Linked DNA regions of Mus musculus: region 1 is linked to region 2. A link is a loop called in an ENCODE intact Hi-C map of the cell type or tissue named here. Cell type or tissue: left cerebral cortex. All regions are shown on one strand. Links, peaks and the distances in the headings refer to the core of each region. The heading gives the core; the rest is flanking DNA.

What was found. A loop is a pair of places that touch in the nucleus more often than their neighbours do. Peaks named below come from ENCODE experiments on the same cell type or tissue, not always from the same donor. Only the 100,000 strongest peaks of a DNase experiment are listed, where the experiment ranks them.
Region 1: it touches region 2 in a loop (2.0-fold over the local background); 4 of 42 quality-filtered maps call a loop at or near these places.

Annotation. Positions count from the first base shown.
Region 1 is chr2:73,364,135-73,372,472 of GRCm38, reverse strand. It overlaps Gpr155 (G protein-coupled receptor 155), which reads left to right. Exons shown (of 17, transcript NM_001190297.2): 5 at 1,343-1,508; 6 at 2,332-2,487; 7 at 4,076-4,159; 8 at 4,875-4,992; 9 at 8,221-8,305. Gm13709 (a long non-coding RNA gene) reads right to left here. Exons shown (of 4, transcript XR_866433.3): 2 at 4,429-4,526. Among named protein-coding and RNA genes, the nearest start is that of Gm13709, 11 kb to the right of the region's middle. In left cerebral cortex, for the core only: no CTCF peak of the experiment used is centred there; a DNase peak (open chromatin) is centred at 708; H3K27ac peaks cover 876 bases.
Region 2 is chr2:73,308,072-73,316,368 of GRCm38, reverse strand. Cir1 (corepressor interacting with RBPJ, 1) reads left to right here and starts at 3,777. Exons shown (of 10, transcript NM_025854.3): 1 at 3,777-3,952; 2 at 5,818-5,912. The coding sequence starts at 3,881. Scrn3 (secernin 3) reads right to left here and starts at 3,717. Exons shown (of 8, transcript NM_029022.1): 1 at 3,656-3,717; 2 at 777-937. The coding sequence starts at 935. In left cerebral cortex, for the core only: no CTCF peak of the experiment used is centred there; DNase peaks (open chromatin) are centred at 3,053, 3,723, 4,251 and 4,314; H3K4me3 peaks cover 2,213 bases; H3K27ac peaks cover 1,341 bases.

The DNA.
Region 1 (8,338 bases), core at 17-8,016, 56 kb before region 2:
TCTTTTTAGATATTTGATTCTTTTTATTTAAATTAAAGGGGTGGAGGGCTGGAGAGATGGCTCAGCATTGACTCTTCTTTAGACAACCAGGGTTTGAGTTCCAGGACCCAGATGGCAGCTAATTCCAGTTTCAGGGTGGATCCACCTCTGTCTTCTGGCCTGTGTGGGCACTGCATGCACACGATACACAGAAATACAAGCAGGGCAATACAGCCAAACACATAAAAGACATACATACAATATATAAATGTATGAAAAGGAATTACGGTGCCTCAGCTTCATGAACTACCTATTACAACAGACATCTAAGGGTAATTAGGGACTAGGGGGGTGGTTCAGTCTGTAAAGTGCTTATTGCACAAGCGTGAGGACTTGAGTTTGGTTCCGTGGGAGGCTTGTAAAAAGCCAGGCATCGTGGCATGTGCCTGTAATTCCAGCCCTGGGAGGATGGAGATTCCCTAGGGCTTCCTGGCCAGCCAGCCTAGCTGAAGTGGTGAATTACAGGTCCAGTGAGGGATCTTGTCTCAAAAAATAAAGTGGAGAGCAGCTGAGGAAGACATCTCATGTCAGCCTTTGACCTCCACAGGCACACCTGTGCACATGGTACACACATTCACAGTCCCAATGTATCTCTCTAGGCACTGCTGTGACAATGTATCGGTGAGCCTGTGAGCTTAGTGACAGTGCTGTTCTTTCTACAGAACAGTGGAGACTCTAATAATAGACTGACTGCTCACCAGGTCTGGCTTCCCTTTGTTTTCTGCTCCCCGCAGTTGTTTCAGTTCCCTTTGCTTCATCTTTATTTACACATTGGGAGATCTAATGATTAAGATGCCTAGTTTCGTCTGCTTTTTACAGTCTCATTGTGCTGCATTGTTATCATTAATCGAACCATTTAAACCCTTAATCACAAATTTCAGCTGTTTTTTTTTTTCCAAAAAGTTTTGAAAGATTCTTGAACGAAGTTCCTAAGATTTTTTCAACTTTTTTTTTCCCATCTAACTTATCAGTTAACCAATAGAGGAAGCAAGAAAGCAGCTATGATTGTAATGCTTCCCTTTCTTTTTCTCTTTTTGCAAGAAATTTTTGTAAAAATCTCTTTTCCTCTTTATGTTCCCTAATGTTTGAAAATATTCCAGGGTGTGGTTCTTGAAGTGGCTCCTAGTTGAGTTCTTGGCTTCCAACAAAATGTCCGGCAGCAATAAAATATACGCAGGGCCATGCATATGCCTTCTGGGCAGGAGAACAATAGTAGCATAATTCCAGACTCACCCGTGCTGTTGCAAGCAGGGACAGACAGGCATTGGTGTTAAAGTACATTCTGTATCTTTTCTGTCTCCAGCCTGGTGCTGCCCCTCCTGTGCAGAGAAATGGTGGAACTCCTGGACAAGGGGGACAGCGTAGTGAACCATACAAGCCTGTCCAACTATGCGTTTCTATATGGTGTCTTCCCTGTGGCTCCAGGAGTGGCTATCTTTGCAACACAGTTCAACATGGAAGTGGAGATTGTATGTATGCACTGGTGTTCTCTACGCTGGGTGGTTTCTGTGCTGAGGAGAAGACTGAAGTTGTAAACCCCAGAAAGCAACGTTCTTTTAGTGAGAATTTGGGATTCCTAAGCTGCCTCACTGTAACTAAGGAGGCGCTCTGTAACATTCTAAGGCCACAGTTATTTCATATGGGAACCTTAGTTACATGTTTTCTTCTGTTTTTTTAAACCTGTGCTTTTTTTTTATTAGCCATTATTTTATTTTCTTTCAAGTACTTATACTTAAGCTTTAAAGTTATATACAGAGGTGCAACTTTTGAAATTTTAAGGGAAAAAAAAATCTACTTCGTTCCACAATAAAGTGAGAAAATTGGTGCATAACTGGTACCTATGTATATTGTGCATGGCATGCACTGTGTTAAGGGGTTCTAAAAATGACATGAAGGACAATTTCATTAACCGATCTATATCATGTTTGGTAATTATTTTCTGTTAATTGACACCCCCCCCCATAGTTTGTGACGTAGTATGGAAGAAAACTGCTCATAGATTTAGTTAGATCATTGGAGGAGTTCTTTTCCTAGAACCTAAGTCATCAACAACAGAATTTATAATAATATTTTTATATGTAAACATCATTTGAACCTAGATTAGGAAGAGGGGCCAACAGAGCATTCTCTTATAACAGAGAAGTACGGCAGCGGATAATGTGCCGGATTCCATGGTGTCTTCACTGGCTTTCATTTTCAGTTTAAAATGCATTAATGCATTATGGGTATTTAAGTGTTTAAGCAATTGTTTAAGTAAGATTATGACTCCTTAATTTGATCTCATTTTTGCAGATAACCTCAGGCATGGTAATAAGTACATTTGTGTCTGCTCCAATCATGTATGTTTCTGCCTGGTTATTAACCTTTCCTACCATGGATGCCAAGCCACTGGCGTATGCCATTCAGAATGTTAGCTTTGATATAAGTATTATCAGCCTGGTCTCCTTGGTAAGTATGTTGTACTGTCAAATTGAATGGAAACCACAAAATAAGTTTGAAAGTAACTACTAATAGCAGTTTAAAAAAACAAACAAACAAACTATTTATTTAACAAAACAGAGAAGTAAAACCTATCTGAAAAAAAAAATGTAATCTCAACTTTGTAATTGACTGAGTATGTCTTTCCAGTCAGGAGTTTTGAGCTGTATAGTCGGCATGGTGTGAGACTCAGACAAACTTGGATTTGATTCCTTGTCCTATTGCGGTTTATCTATATCTCTCTTTGGAGTTACTTAATCTCTCTTAAGCTTAGTTTTCTTAGCTACCAAGATAATCATTCCACCCATTTCTATGGCTTGTTTTAAGGTTTGAGACAATGAGATAAGCATTCTATGAATAATGATCACCGTACAAATAACAAGCTATTCTAGCATCATAGGATCAACAAAGGTCTTTGGGATCAAGATCAACTATTTAAGTGAAACTTCAGATACCTTTTCAAACTTGATCCTGCTACCTCAAATGTATATGCTTTTAACAACTAGAGTATCCACATTGGTCAGATTGCCTGCTGAATTCCGTCAGAATTCTAGATTCGAAAAAGGCAGTGTTTTAAGGAATGGATACATATAACAATAAATAAATGCATGATTAATGAGTTTTTAGAAAAATTCATATCTACCACATATTCTGAAAAACCTATGTTCCTTGATAAGAAGGTAGTTTGGGGAGAGAGAAGGTGTCAACTTCTATTGGCAATTAAGAAAAGGAACAAAATTAGCTAGCACACTTTCCTGGGCACTCTAAAGGCAGAGTAGAAATGCAATTCTTGTTCTGGGGTGTCGCTTAGTGTAGATCATGTGCTTATAATGCATGAGTCCCTAGGTTCTGGGTACTAGCCAGAAAAAAAAAAAAAGAGAAGGGGGAGGGGGAGGAACCCAATCCTTTTAAACACTAGGAATACAAGATTGATCTTGGTGTGGGAGGTATGTGTTGTTTGAAATAAGACCACCTGGAATTTAGAGTACTCAGGAACTAGTATCATAGAATTCAGAAAGGAAAAAAAAAAAGAATTAAAACATTCTTTCCTAAATAATTGGTTGTGACATAGTGCCCTATCCCAGCCACACTGTAGGTAGACATACTTAGAATATGGCCCTAGACAAGCCATTAGTTCTTAAAGAACTAATTTGTTAACCATGGGATCTCCCCCCATGCCTTTTATATCACCGTGGATGCAGTAATTTATATTAACAATCTTCAGTTTCAACGAAACCTTAAAATCTCTCCTGGGACAAGGATGAAGAGGATTCTCTAAAAGTCTTAACCACGGGCCCAGGCATCGTGGCACTCACTTGTTACCTTAAGCACTGGGAGGCTGAGACAGGAGGGTCTGGAGTTCAGTGCAAATCTGAGTCATATAGCAAGGTTGTCTCAAGAGAGCCAAGGGCTAGGATGTAGCCCGAGGCTGAGTGCTTGTCTGTCGTATATAAGGCCCTGAGTCCAATCCCGTGTCACAATAACAAGATTTTTGATGTTCTGTTTAATAAGTAACTATAAAGATTGAGAAAGATAACTTGAATCTTTTATCTTCAAGATCTGGTCCCTGTCTATTCTTCTCTTGAGTAAGAAATATAAGCAGCTCCCACATATGCTCACAGCGAACTTACTCATCGCTCAGGTTAGTATGCCCAGGAAAGCTACAGCAACGCCTTCCCCTGAGGTTATTGCACTGCGTGAGAAACAATTGCTTCCTTGGATTTTTTTTTTTCAGTTACAAAGTCAAAATTATTAGCAGATGTGATCAGATATAATTTAATTAGAATTCATTAGTGCTTATATGTTAAATATTATAACATGTCTTAAAATTTGACATTAATAATGGCAATCAATGTCAACTTTGCATTTTAAAAATACAAACAAGTGAATCATTAAAAAATGAACTCTTACCTGAGTGTGGTGACTCCCACTTATAATTCTGAACACTTAGGAGGCAGAAGCAGAAGTGTGGCCAAGTGACATCAGTCTGAGTAAGACTGTCTCGGCGACTGAAACAATAACACAAAGAGAACTCAGAACTTACTCCCCAGCATGTGGCCATAATGGAAAGAAGTTTAACATTGCCTATTAAATCTAAGGCTAAAACTTATAGTCTTTATTTTCATTTAATATGTACATCATTAAAGGCTCTATGGAAAACGGGTTTTTAGTCATAAAGCTTGAAATTTTAGTGAAACCAATAAATAGTTGATAATCAGCAATAGTTTTAAAAGAATGATTATTTTCTGTGAATAAAACTTTAATGGGTTTGATTAGATCAATAGTTTGTTATGGTATTAAGTCATATGATTTACTTTTAGCTATTATAAAAATCTTTCAATAATTTTTTTCTTTAGACTATTGTTTGTGCTGGAATGATGATATGGAATTTTGTTAAAGAAAAAAATTTTGTTGGACAAATTTTGGTGTTTGTTTTATTGTACAGCTCCCTGTACAGCACCTATCTGTGGACAGGTAAGTTGGCTCATAAAAAGACTGCTAAAGTCTGTCCCATCCCCTCTCTAAAAGACCTCAGCATCTACTGATCAATTTGGAGTCTTGATAGCACAGACACACACAAACACACAGACACACACACACACACACACACACACATATTATATCTGCAAAGCTGAATTACCTGCTGAGTACACTATTTCTGTCCAGCTCATTAGCTTTAGGCCCATGTCAGCCTAGTTTCCCCTTGAAGACACCAGGTGCAAAAGGGCAGAGAAGAGATGTGTCTCAGAGCTCACTGCTGGGGTCCTATGGAATGGCAAACTGTGGTTTTGCCTCTTACAAATTAACTACCTTTGGGTCACCTGTTTCATTTCTCCTAAAGCTGGCTTGCAGCACGTTACAGAGATACTCTGAGGATGATATGAAGTATGGATATTTATGATTGGTATATAGCAGACACTCAGTGAATGGAAATCTATTAGTTGTTCAAGAGAGGGAACGAGGCCATATAAGAACGAGAAAAGTAAGTTAGAAAAAGGATGTGGAGAGCTGGAGAAATGGCTCAGTGGTTAAGAGCACTGACTGCTCCTGAGGACCTAGGTTTGATTCCCAGCACCCATGTGGAGGCTCACACCATCTGTTACCCTAGTTCCCGGGGATCCAAAGGCCTTTACTGGTCTCCATGGGCACCAGTCATGCAGGCAGTGCACAGATATGCATGCAAGCAAACTCCTATAAAGTCAAATAAAATTTTAATGTAAAAATAGAGGACCCAATGAGAAAGGATATTCTTTTCAATTGGCTCCAAAATTATTATTTTGGAATTAGATTTTCACTTAGAAGCAGACAATATGGTATGTTTGTGAAATGCACTGTCTAAATGTTGTGTTCCTACCACAAACTTGAAATTGTAAAATGCTACCAGAAGGGACATTGTACAGTGGTTAATAAGCAAGGGCCAGGAAGTGACTGTCAGGGGGAAGACCTTTGATTTCATGCCCTAAGGATCAAAAGCGTGTCCTGTCTGAGCCTTTTGAAGTGAAGCAGTGCTCTGGGGAGGGATCGCCACATGACTGGTTCACAGCCAACAGAAGATGGCTTGTGCTTCTTTGAGCAAGTATACCTCTCATAGCATGAGGCTTATCATGAGATGTCAAGCTAAAAGATCCTAGAGACTGTAAATCCCAAGTATAGGCGGCCCGAACTGATGTCTACTTACATTTACTCAGATGGAATATGTAATGAGAGTAATAGAAGAACGAATAGATCCATCTGTCACAAAGCCCCAGCTACCTCCCAGACCTTCAAACATACATGCTGAGATCAATCTAAAGAACTTAGGAGTTTACTGGTGCAGTGAAGGTGACCTGTGATCATCAGATTATTATAAATACAGCACAATTTTATAGCTCACTTGTTCAAGGCCAGGCTCACAACCAAAAAAGACAAAATTATAGAGCCATTCAGTGTATTTGAAAATCTAATGTCCAGTCATTTTCAGATTGGTTTATAAATTATCTTTACCATTTCTGCCCTCCTGCATAGCTGCCTGCTTTGTTCTCCCTTTAAACCTATTGCTTTTTTTTAACACTTCAGCTAAGTCCTAAGTCAGTGAAGGCCCAAACTTTATGCACTAGTTAAACACTTTCAAATATACATTAAATGTATTAATGGTCATCTTCTCCACCTTCGTGCTGGTGCCGTTTGAATATTTCATGTTGTAAATTACGAAAGCCCAAAGAGCTGAATGGACTCAAGCCGATCTTCTCAGCAACCCCAGCAAGGGGTGCCAGGCTGTCGTCGGACAGCTGCAGTTCTTCACAGAGTAGGAGACCCAAACCCTGCACAAGGACCTAGGCATCTGTTTATGTTAATTCTCGTTTAAAACGTTAGTGATCGGTGCCCACTTATGTTAATTCTAACTGAAAGTGTTAAAGTACAAGGAAGGATCTTAATTTCCTACGGGAGCTCACAGATTAAAATGTACATCAGAATTCCCCAGGCTGGTTTTTTCTTTGTTTGCTTTCTTTTTTGTTTGTTTGTTTGTTTAAGGTTAGTGCCAGTTACTTCCACAGACAGGGTTTTGGGCTGGTTATCTCACTACCTCTCTCCAGACTGCTAGAGAGCCCTCATTGGACTGTAAGCCATAACATCAGTTGTCCTTCACTTGGCTCAAACTTAATCTGTAAGTCGAAATCTAAGTTCTGAAGAACAGGACTACTTAATTATATGGTGGACACAGAGGTGACTATCATTGAAGACGTCAAAAAGACTGAAATTTTCTTATAGACATATTATTACCAGATCCTGAAAAGTACGTCATATGAACCCAGGAGAGTTTCAGAACTTTACCTCATGTTTCTCAAAAGGTGGCCTCTCTACACCACTCTGCCCCATGCTGTGCAACTCAGTCAAGCCCTTGTCGTCCCCCCCCCTTACCTACGAAATTAAAGTGTTAATTTGAAATAGATGTTGCTTCTTCCTGAAGTCCTCAGATTCTGTAGCCTTATGGAACTTACTAAGTGCCACACGTATAAGTGAGAACTTGAAACAAGCTGGGTGTGGTGGAGCATGACTATCACTTCAGCGCCTAGAAGGCTGAGGCAGGAGGATCAAGAACAAAACAAATAAACAAACTTGAAATATTTATGTCTGTATTAGGTTTGTGCCACAGTTGTATTAAGTGTGTATCATATTTTTATGAAGCATCAGCCCTACATTTGAGGCATTTTCCAAAACCCAACCTGGGGTAAGAAATATTTACACTTCTTAGCACCAACAAAATGGAATCACTCTGAGAAATGTCTGTATACACTGAACTTGGAATGCTACTTGGATTCTAATCACCTAAGTGGAAAGAAACAAGCGACAACCATGAGTCGCTACGGCTTTTAAAAAGAAATCCTTCAGTGAAACAAAGATTCGAGTAAAGAAATGATTCTAGGAAAGAAAACACCAAAGATTTTTAATAGGAAAAAATGCTTCAAACAACATTTATTTGTAAGGAGGAAAATGTAAAAGCATGGTGGTGCACACTTGCAACTCCAGGACTTGGGAAGTAGAGTAAGAGCATCAGGTCAGCCAGGCTTCTCAAAAACCAGCCCAATAAAGTCACCAAAGCAAATGAGAGCCGGACCACCAGGGTATCGAAACATGCAGGGTCTCTCACAGAGTAAAGTGCTGCAGCTTCCATATCACGATTAAGAGTAATCATCGTTTATAATCTTGGTTTCTTGTTTCTAGGCCTTCTAGCAGTTTCTTTGTTTCTTTTAAAGAAGCGCGAGAGCGTTCAGCTCCCGGTGGGAATCATCATCATCTCTGGCTGGGGGTAAGTGGTGGCTTCCCGGTGTCCGCTTCCCGG
Region 2 (8,297 bases), core at 1-8,000:
TATGAAGTTGGTTGCATCCATAGTCCATTTGTACATTCTTAATTTCTGTAAGATGTTGCCCAGGTTTTAATAAACTGACTTAAGAAAACCCTTATCATATCCAACATACATAATATATAGAAAGTATTCAAATATTTGATCAAAGAGATAAGTTTTACTATTTTTTTTAAAAGATTTATTTATTTATTTATTATATGTAAGTACACTGTAGCTGTCTTCAGACACTCCAGAAGAGGGAGTCAGATCTCATTACGGGTGGTTGTGAGCCACCATGTGGTTGCTGGGATTTGAACTTCGGACCTTCGGAAAAGCAGTCGGGTGCTCTTACCCACTGAGCCATCTCACCAGCCCCAAGTTTTACTATTTTTAACAGTTTCCTCTAAATTATCTAAATAAAAGATCAGAAGTCTATTTTTTATTCAAACTATTTTCAACTTTAAATTCTTGAATTTTAATTTCAATGGTCTTCTGTCAATTGGTAGCTAATGAAAGAAAAAACCATTTATGGGGCTGGAGAAATTTCTCAGTGGCTAAGAGCACTTGCTGCTCTTATAGAGGACCAGGGCTCAATCCATGACATCCACATGACAGCTCACAACTGTCTGGAACTGTAGTCTCAAGAGATCCATCACCCCCTCCCGGCCTCCTTGGGCACCAGGCATACACATGTGATATGCAAGCATACATATAGTTAAAACAGTCATGCATATAAAATAAAACTATCCATGAATATCTTAAACAACAGATATTTCTACTACAACATATACTTCACCTACCTTGAGACGTTTTTCCAAATCATTATGAACTGCAGCTGGACAGTAAATTACTTCTTGTACTTCATCAAAGAGTCTGTCTGAATTTTTTCCAAAAATAACCCTATTTCCTACTGTTGCTGGAGGTAATGCCACAAAAGTGTCACAGGAATAGGGTTCCATTTCTTAAAAAAAAAAAAAAAGTGAAAGCACATACAAGTTTCAAAATTAAAAAAAGGAAACACTTTTAAGTACACATGAAACAAAAAGCTTTTCTCTGGGAACAAGGGATATGCCTAAGAAGGGTGCTGAGTAAAGTTTTAAATATCATATTATTTCTGTGCATTCCAGGGCAGCCAAGTGAATACAGTAAGACCTGTCTTAAACAGATAAACCAATAACAGAAACTACAAAAGATAGACTATGATTTAGTAATTAACCATGTACTACTACAATAACATGGCAGTAAAAGGCTCTTTTTTTTTTTTTTTTTTTTTTTTGTAGTCTATGGTCAAGGTTCCTCTTGCATCCTCCCTACTCCTCTCACTATGTCTGCAGCTGCTGTCATGTCATGGGCCTTTGTGTGTGCACGAGGCCCCTTACTGGGATTCTTGAGAACTGGAGGGCCTCTTAGGTTTTCTATCATTATTGACAATTATGTAAAGGTCGGGTGATGGTGGTGTACACCTTTAATCCCAGGAGTTGGGAGGCAGAGGGAGGTGGATCTCTTTGAGTTGGAGGCCAGCCTGGTCTACAGAGTGAGTGCTAGGAACAGCCAGGGCTACACAGAGAGATACCCTGCCCCCCCCCCCCAACATAAACGACAACAAAACCAAAACCAAACAACCAAAAAGGAATTTATGTAAACAAACAAATGTTCCCAATATTGCTACAGAGGAGGTCTCCTTTGGCTTGAGGAAAAACGCACACAGAGACTATAATATTGAAAAGACAGACAATTTGAAGCAGACCCAGTACTTTGGAGATCTCACTTTTGGAGGCAGAGATGGGTGAATCTCTGAGTTTGAGGCAAGCCCTGTGTTCCAGGACAGCCAGGGGTAGTGTCTTAAAAAAAAAAAAAAAAAAAAGCCACCTTTCATGTTTTCAGGAAGTTCACATTTGTAACTTAGAAATCCTGACTACAGAACTGACGTACGGATTCTCTTTTCCAGATTCTGTGATCTGGAAAATCTTAAATTCCAGTTTGTAGAACCATTCAAAATCTCCTATTTTTATTTTGCTTCCAGAACAGACATAGTTTTAGTTTACTTCTATTATTTATCTTTTTAAAGGTTTATTTTTACTATTTGTGTGTGTGTGTGTGTGTGTGTTTACACTAAGAATGGGGATGCCCGAGAAAGCTAGAAGTGGGCCTCAAATCCCCTGGAGCTGGAGTTAGAGGTTGTAAGGCTTCGTGCACGGCCACCTTGTGTGTTAGGAACGGAACTCAAGTCTTCAGGGAAAGCACTGAGCTATCTTAACCATTGTTCTCTCTCTCTAACCCAGTTCCCTTCTTTTATAAGAACCAAATCATGCTGGGGGTGGTGGTGCACACCTTTGATCCCAGCACTTGGGAAGCAGAGGCAGATCTCTGAGTTCCAGACCACCCTGGCCTACAGAGTGAGTTCCAGGACACCCAGAGCTACACAGAGAAACCCTGAAAAAAAACAAACAGGAAGAACCAATTCTTAGCATAGTTTTATATGGGAGCATCCTAAATATTTTAAAACAAAATAAAAAATATAAATACAATAAATGTTTTATTGAAAGGAAAGCAAAGCAGGATATGATAGCCCACCTGCAATCTCAGGACTCGGCAGGATGAGCTAGAGTTTAAAGCTAGCCTATGTCTCAAAATGACTCAAGAAACAAGTTCACCATGGAACAAGTAAAGGGTCTTCTCCATCTCAAAGATGGGAAGACGTACCAGTTTTTCTTTTGTGTCGCCCCTCTAAATTTCTTGATCTCCTGCTTACTGTGCTCCAAAGTTAGCTACTCCAACACATAATTTAGGCAGGCTATTAATTCTCCTTTTTTCCAGGCCCGTCAGTATTAAAATAAATAAGTAAATAATTATTAAAACACCACCTAGAAGGTGAAAACCCAGCTTGGTGGTGCATGCCTGTAATTGAAGATTGAGCGTTACGTGGACCGCGCCACGAATAACACAAGATAAAAAAACAAAAAACTGGCACACAGCCAACACCCAAATGAAAGCTGACATCCGTTGTACCTTGGCATTCTTATCCTCACCAGACTAAGTGACTATCCTCAGTGGACTAAGCCTTGCTTACCCGAAACTGGGATGGCGGCAACAGCTAAGAAACCCGCACCCAGGGAGAAAGTCGTTGGCCCTAACATGTTCTCATCATTCACGATGTTTGCTGAGCAAACTTCTGCATGGCTAGAAATAACGGAAGGGAGCTGGGTGTAGTGGCGCAGGCCTTTAATCCCAGGCCTGGGAAGGCAAAGGCAGACGGATCTGTTAGTTCAAGGGCAACCAATGCTACATGGCGAGGTATACATAATGATAATAATAATAATAATAATATTATTATTATTATTATAATTATTATTAAACCTTAACAGTAATTGGAAAGGAAGAGCCTAGGTTCTTGAGCTTCTAACAGTCTATTCCCGTGCTTTTGGTAACACCAATCTTCCGAGGCTCACAAACGTCCTACAGTTGCCGGGAGACAACTTAATCTACATGGGAACTGCGCGGCAAAAGAAAATTTTTTTGCAACTGGAGTCGGCGTTGCCAGAAAGTGCTGGGCTCGAACCTCGAGACCTCGCTTGTTCGGGCTGACCGCGCTCGGATCGAAGCTGACGCAGCAGAGCCCGCCGCCGCTCGCGACCCCGCAGAGAGCGAGCATCGCGCACAGGGGGTTCCCCAAGCTTACCTCTGCTGCGCACGCGCGGACGCCGCCAAAGCCGCGGCAGCCACCAGAAGCGACTGCCGGAAGAGAGCAAGAGGGGCGGTGCCAAGCGTCAAACCACGGAAGTAGTCATCCTCCCGACCTCGGAAGTTCTCGCCCAAACTTGCCTAGCAGTTCCGGTGAAGCTCCGGGAGTTTGTTTACGTTCCGAGAAGACCTAGCGGTTGGCTTCTCCGACTCAGACGCCAAGATGGGGAAGTCATTCGCCAATTTCATGTGTAAGAAGGACTTCCATCCTGCGTCCAAATCCAACATCAAGAAGGTGAGTAAAGGCATCCGGAGAGGGCAGAGATTGCTAAGCTCCCTGGGAGGGTCGTATCCTCCTCACGGCTGGAGTCGTCGATCTTTCCCCCTTGCAGGAATGATCCCCCAAGTCCCGCCTGTCAGTCAGTGGGGAGACCCACGCATGGTTTGATAACACTGTCCGTTCAGGATCCGTCTCCTACAGCCCCAAGCCGGTGAACTCTGCTCTGGGTCGAGACTCCTGCTTAACGGAGATCTTCTGGCAGAAATCCTCCCTCTGCTCACTCTCCATCCCGTAGTGTGTTTCTGATGGCTGCGTTCAAGTTGAGCGTTTTAAACAATCACAGGGCAACCAGTTGCTGGACACAGAAGGGCCGTGGCGAGAATTACAGCGCCAAAGAATGGCGACGGGAGAGTGCTTGGGCTTTGGATTCTTAGTTCAGTACAGTTACATGTAGCCCTGAGGCCTCGCACAAAATAGTCAATGATGTGAGCATTAGCCTCGTACACTGTTGATCAAGAATTATCAGTGTCAGTTGCCCTAGTTTGTAAAAATTTTAGGGAGATTAGATGAGATAGTATGGCCAATGACTAGAAACTCGAAATGAAGGCTTAGCACTGTGTGTTAAGAAAAGTACTCAAGTACTCAAAAGTACACAAACTTATGAGAATATATTTCGCTTTTGTTTCCAAACCAGTTGTGGGTCCTGTATATTACCATACATCTAAAGAATGTATATATTAGCATGCATGTACATTAGGATATCTGTGGAAGAAAGTGCAAGAAATGCTAACACTGGTTATCTGCAAATATAGTTACTTAGGTTTTTAAGTCCCTTGGGAGTGGGGAGGGCTTGCCAGATCTCAGCCTTACTCCTTGACCCCAAAAGTCTTGTTCTGTTTATTTTGTAGTACTCCTAATCCCCACGAGTGTATTTCTTTATGTGTTTCATAGCCTCTATTTGAGGTGGGATCTCCTGCAGTCTAAGCTGGCTTCAAACTTGCTGTCTAGGGAGGATAGCCCTGAACTCCTTGTCCTTCTGCCTCCAACCCCCTGCCCCCACCCCCAACCCCCACCCCCGCATGCTGGGATTACAGGTGGAAGCCACTGCAATCAACTACCACTTCTCCTAGGTCATAAAGTAGTTTATAATATGCAGGAGAAGCATTGTGAGCACTTTGACAATGGAGCTGCATCTTATTTTTAATTCAGTTACTGGAATTGAGTCTTGAGCAGTCGAGACTAATGAAAATAACTGTACAGTCTAAAGCTTGAGATACACGGTAATTTTTCTGTTTTGGTTGGGGTCTTACTGTGTAGTTCTGACTGGTCTGGAATACTTAGTAGTCCTACCTCAGCCTCTTGAGTTCTAGGATTATGGACATGGGCCAACACACTCAGCTAAACACAGTGAAAACAGCTAAAGGGCAGGTGCCATCCTGGAAGAAGCCAGGGAACTCTATCCACAATGCTCAGGTCCAAGACACCCGTCTTCTCTTCTAAGTGCTGTGAGCATCTTTTCATTTCAGTGTATTAGATGTGTTTCATTATAGAAGACAAGTGGGCTGGAGGGCTGTCAAAATTGCTAGTGGCTAAAACACTTGTTGCACAAGTGTAAGGATCAGAGTTTGGATCCACCATCCCTTGGTAATCCTAGCCTTCATGAAAAGAAGACAGGAGTTCCTCTGTGCAAGCTGGTAGCTGGACTAGTAGAATTGTTGACCTCTGGGTCCAGTGAGAGACCCTGCCTCAGTAAATGAAGGGGAGAGTGACTGAAGATCCCGGATCCCACACTCACATACTCGAAAACACACACACACACACACACTTGTTAACTTAATTTGAATCTAATTGTTAAATTATATTTTGTTTCACTAATATAGGTATGGATGGCAGAACAGAAAATATCGTATGATAAAAAGAAACAAGAAGAATTAATGCAACAGTACCTTAAAGAGCAGGAGTCGTATGATAACAGGTAAGTTGGTGTTGCCTGTCATCCTGTAAGCACCTCATTATTTTTTAGAATAATCAGTTATGGAGTCAGCTTCACCCCTACAATTAGACACTCTCACCACTCCAACTTGACCTAGTCTTCACATAAAAAACATCTGCATTCCTCTCCTCCAGCCTGGGAGCGAATCCTACGTGAGGCAGGGCTCTCAGAGATGGTGAACACTGCGTGTTGTCTGATGAGGAAGGTCTCTCTTTAGTTATTGAAATAAAAGGATGTTCAGGACACTTAGAAGAGAAGCTGGGTGTCTTTGACCTGTGCCTTGTGGCCAGAGTCAACCGGCTTCATCCAGGCTAGTTCCTACCTTTTGGCTACTTTCATTGTGTTAATATTGAATTAGTTGAGTAGTGGTATTTTGGTTCTCTTCTCTAGACTGTACTCTGAAGCAACATTTGAAACATGAGACATCATTTTCTGGATCATTGGGTCATACTATTAGCATTGACATAGAGGTAGCTGCTCAGTGCTGGTTTCAGTTGCTTATCTTATGTGCTTAGGAGCAGAATTGTCGGATCTCTAGGTAATTCTTGGTTTAGCTTTTTAAGGAGCCACCAAACTTTTTCACAGTAACTGCTCTATAAATACATTTCTGACTATTAATGCAGAACATTTCATTTTCCTACTTGATTGGTGTTTGTAATTTTGTGGTTTTCTCTCTCTTTTTTTTAATCCTTATTTATTATCATTGTTATTTTCATGAGACAGTGTCTCACATAGCCTAATCTAGGTTTGAACTCCCTATGTAGCTAAGGATTACCTAAAACTCTAGATTCTCCTGCCTTGAACTCCTAAGTGCTGGCATGTGCTACTACACCTGGAGTATGTGACACTAGGAAGCCGACACAGGCTCCCGTGTGTCAGACCAGCATTCTCCTAACCGAGTTATATCTCAGCCCATATATTAGCAACCATGCTGATCAGTATGGAGTGGTAGCTTGCAGTTTTCATTTGTATTTCTCAATGTCTACTGAAACTAACCTTTTCATGTACTTGATTTAAAAAGGTTGAATGGTGTTAAGACAAAATTCATAGATATTTAAAATACACCTGAATTTTTAACTTTGTTTAGTGTTTGTAATCCATCACCATATCAACTTTCAAAACATTTTGTCATCTGAAAAAGAAATTTGATGCACATTAGTAGCTGTTTTAGGTAGGGTTTCATTGCTGTGAAGAGACGTTGTGAGCAAGGCAACTCTTACATAGGACAGACTTGATTGGGGCTGGCTTAGAGGTTCAGAGGTTGAGTCCATTATTGTCATGGTGGGGAACATGACAACGTGCAGGCAGACATGGTGCTGGAGAAGGAGCTGAGACTTCTACATCTTGATCAGAAAGAGACTTGTATACCCCACTGGGTGTAGCTTACGCATCTAAGACCTCAAAGCCCACCTCCACAGTGACACACTTCCTCCATCAAGGCTACACCTACTCTAACAAGACCATACCTCTTAAGACTGTCACTCCCTGTGGCCAAGCATTCAAACGCATGACTATGGTGCCATTCCTATTCAAACCTCCACAGGAGTCATTTCCCCATTTCTTAATTTACCTCATTTCTGCCTGTTACAAGTAATCACCTTTTACTTTCTACCTATAACAGTGTAGTTTTTAAAATTATGCACACATGAGGCAAATGATTACAGAGTCTTTTGTGACTGGTTTATTATTTTAATTTTTTTTTCAAGACAGGGTTTCTCTGTATCGCCCTGGCTGTTATTTTAATTTTTAAAATATATTTATTTATATGTGTGTGTGTGTATGTGTGTGTGTGTGTGTGTGTAGTGGCATATGAGGACTTTGGTCCGCATGTGGAAGTCAGAGGACAGCTTGGTGGGAAGCAACTCCCTGTCTTCACATATGTGGGTCCCAGGGATTGAACTCTGGCCAGCAGTCCTGGGTGGTGGCAACTTTACCCTCTGAGCCGTGTTAGGGCTCCTGATTTCTTTCCCTTAACATGTTTTTGAAGATCATCCACCACTTACACTAGTGCACATTCCTCTTGATTAAAAATAATATTCTATGGGCTGGGGAGACAGCTCAGTGGTTAGAGTACTGACTGCTCTTCCGGAGGTCCTGAGTTCAATTCCCAGCAACCACATGGTGGCTCACAACCATCTGTAATGAGATTTGATGCCCTCTTCTGGTATGTCTGAAGACAGCTACAGTGTACTTATGTATAATAGATAAATCTAAAATAATAATAAAAATAGTAATAATCCTCAATAAAGATGTGTATGTATGTTCTTCTGTGTTTTTTTTTTAACAGACTTTTTTGGTATAGAATTCATGGAGAAAAGAGAATTACACACAATAATGTAGAATATCCTTTGACTTGTCTTTCCAAAT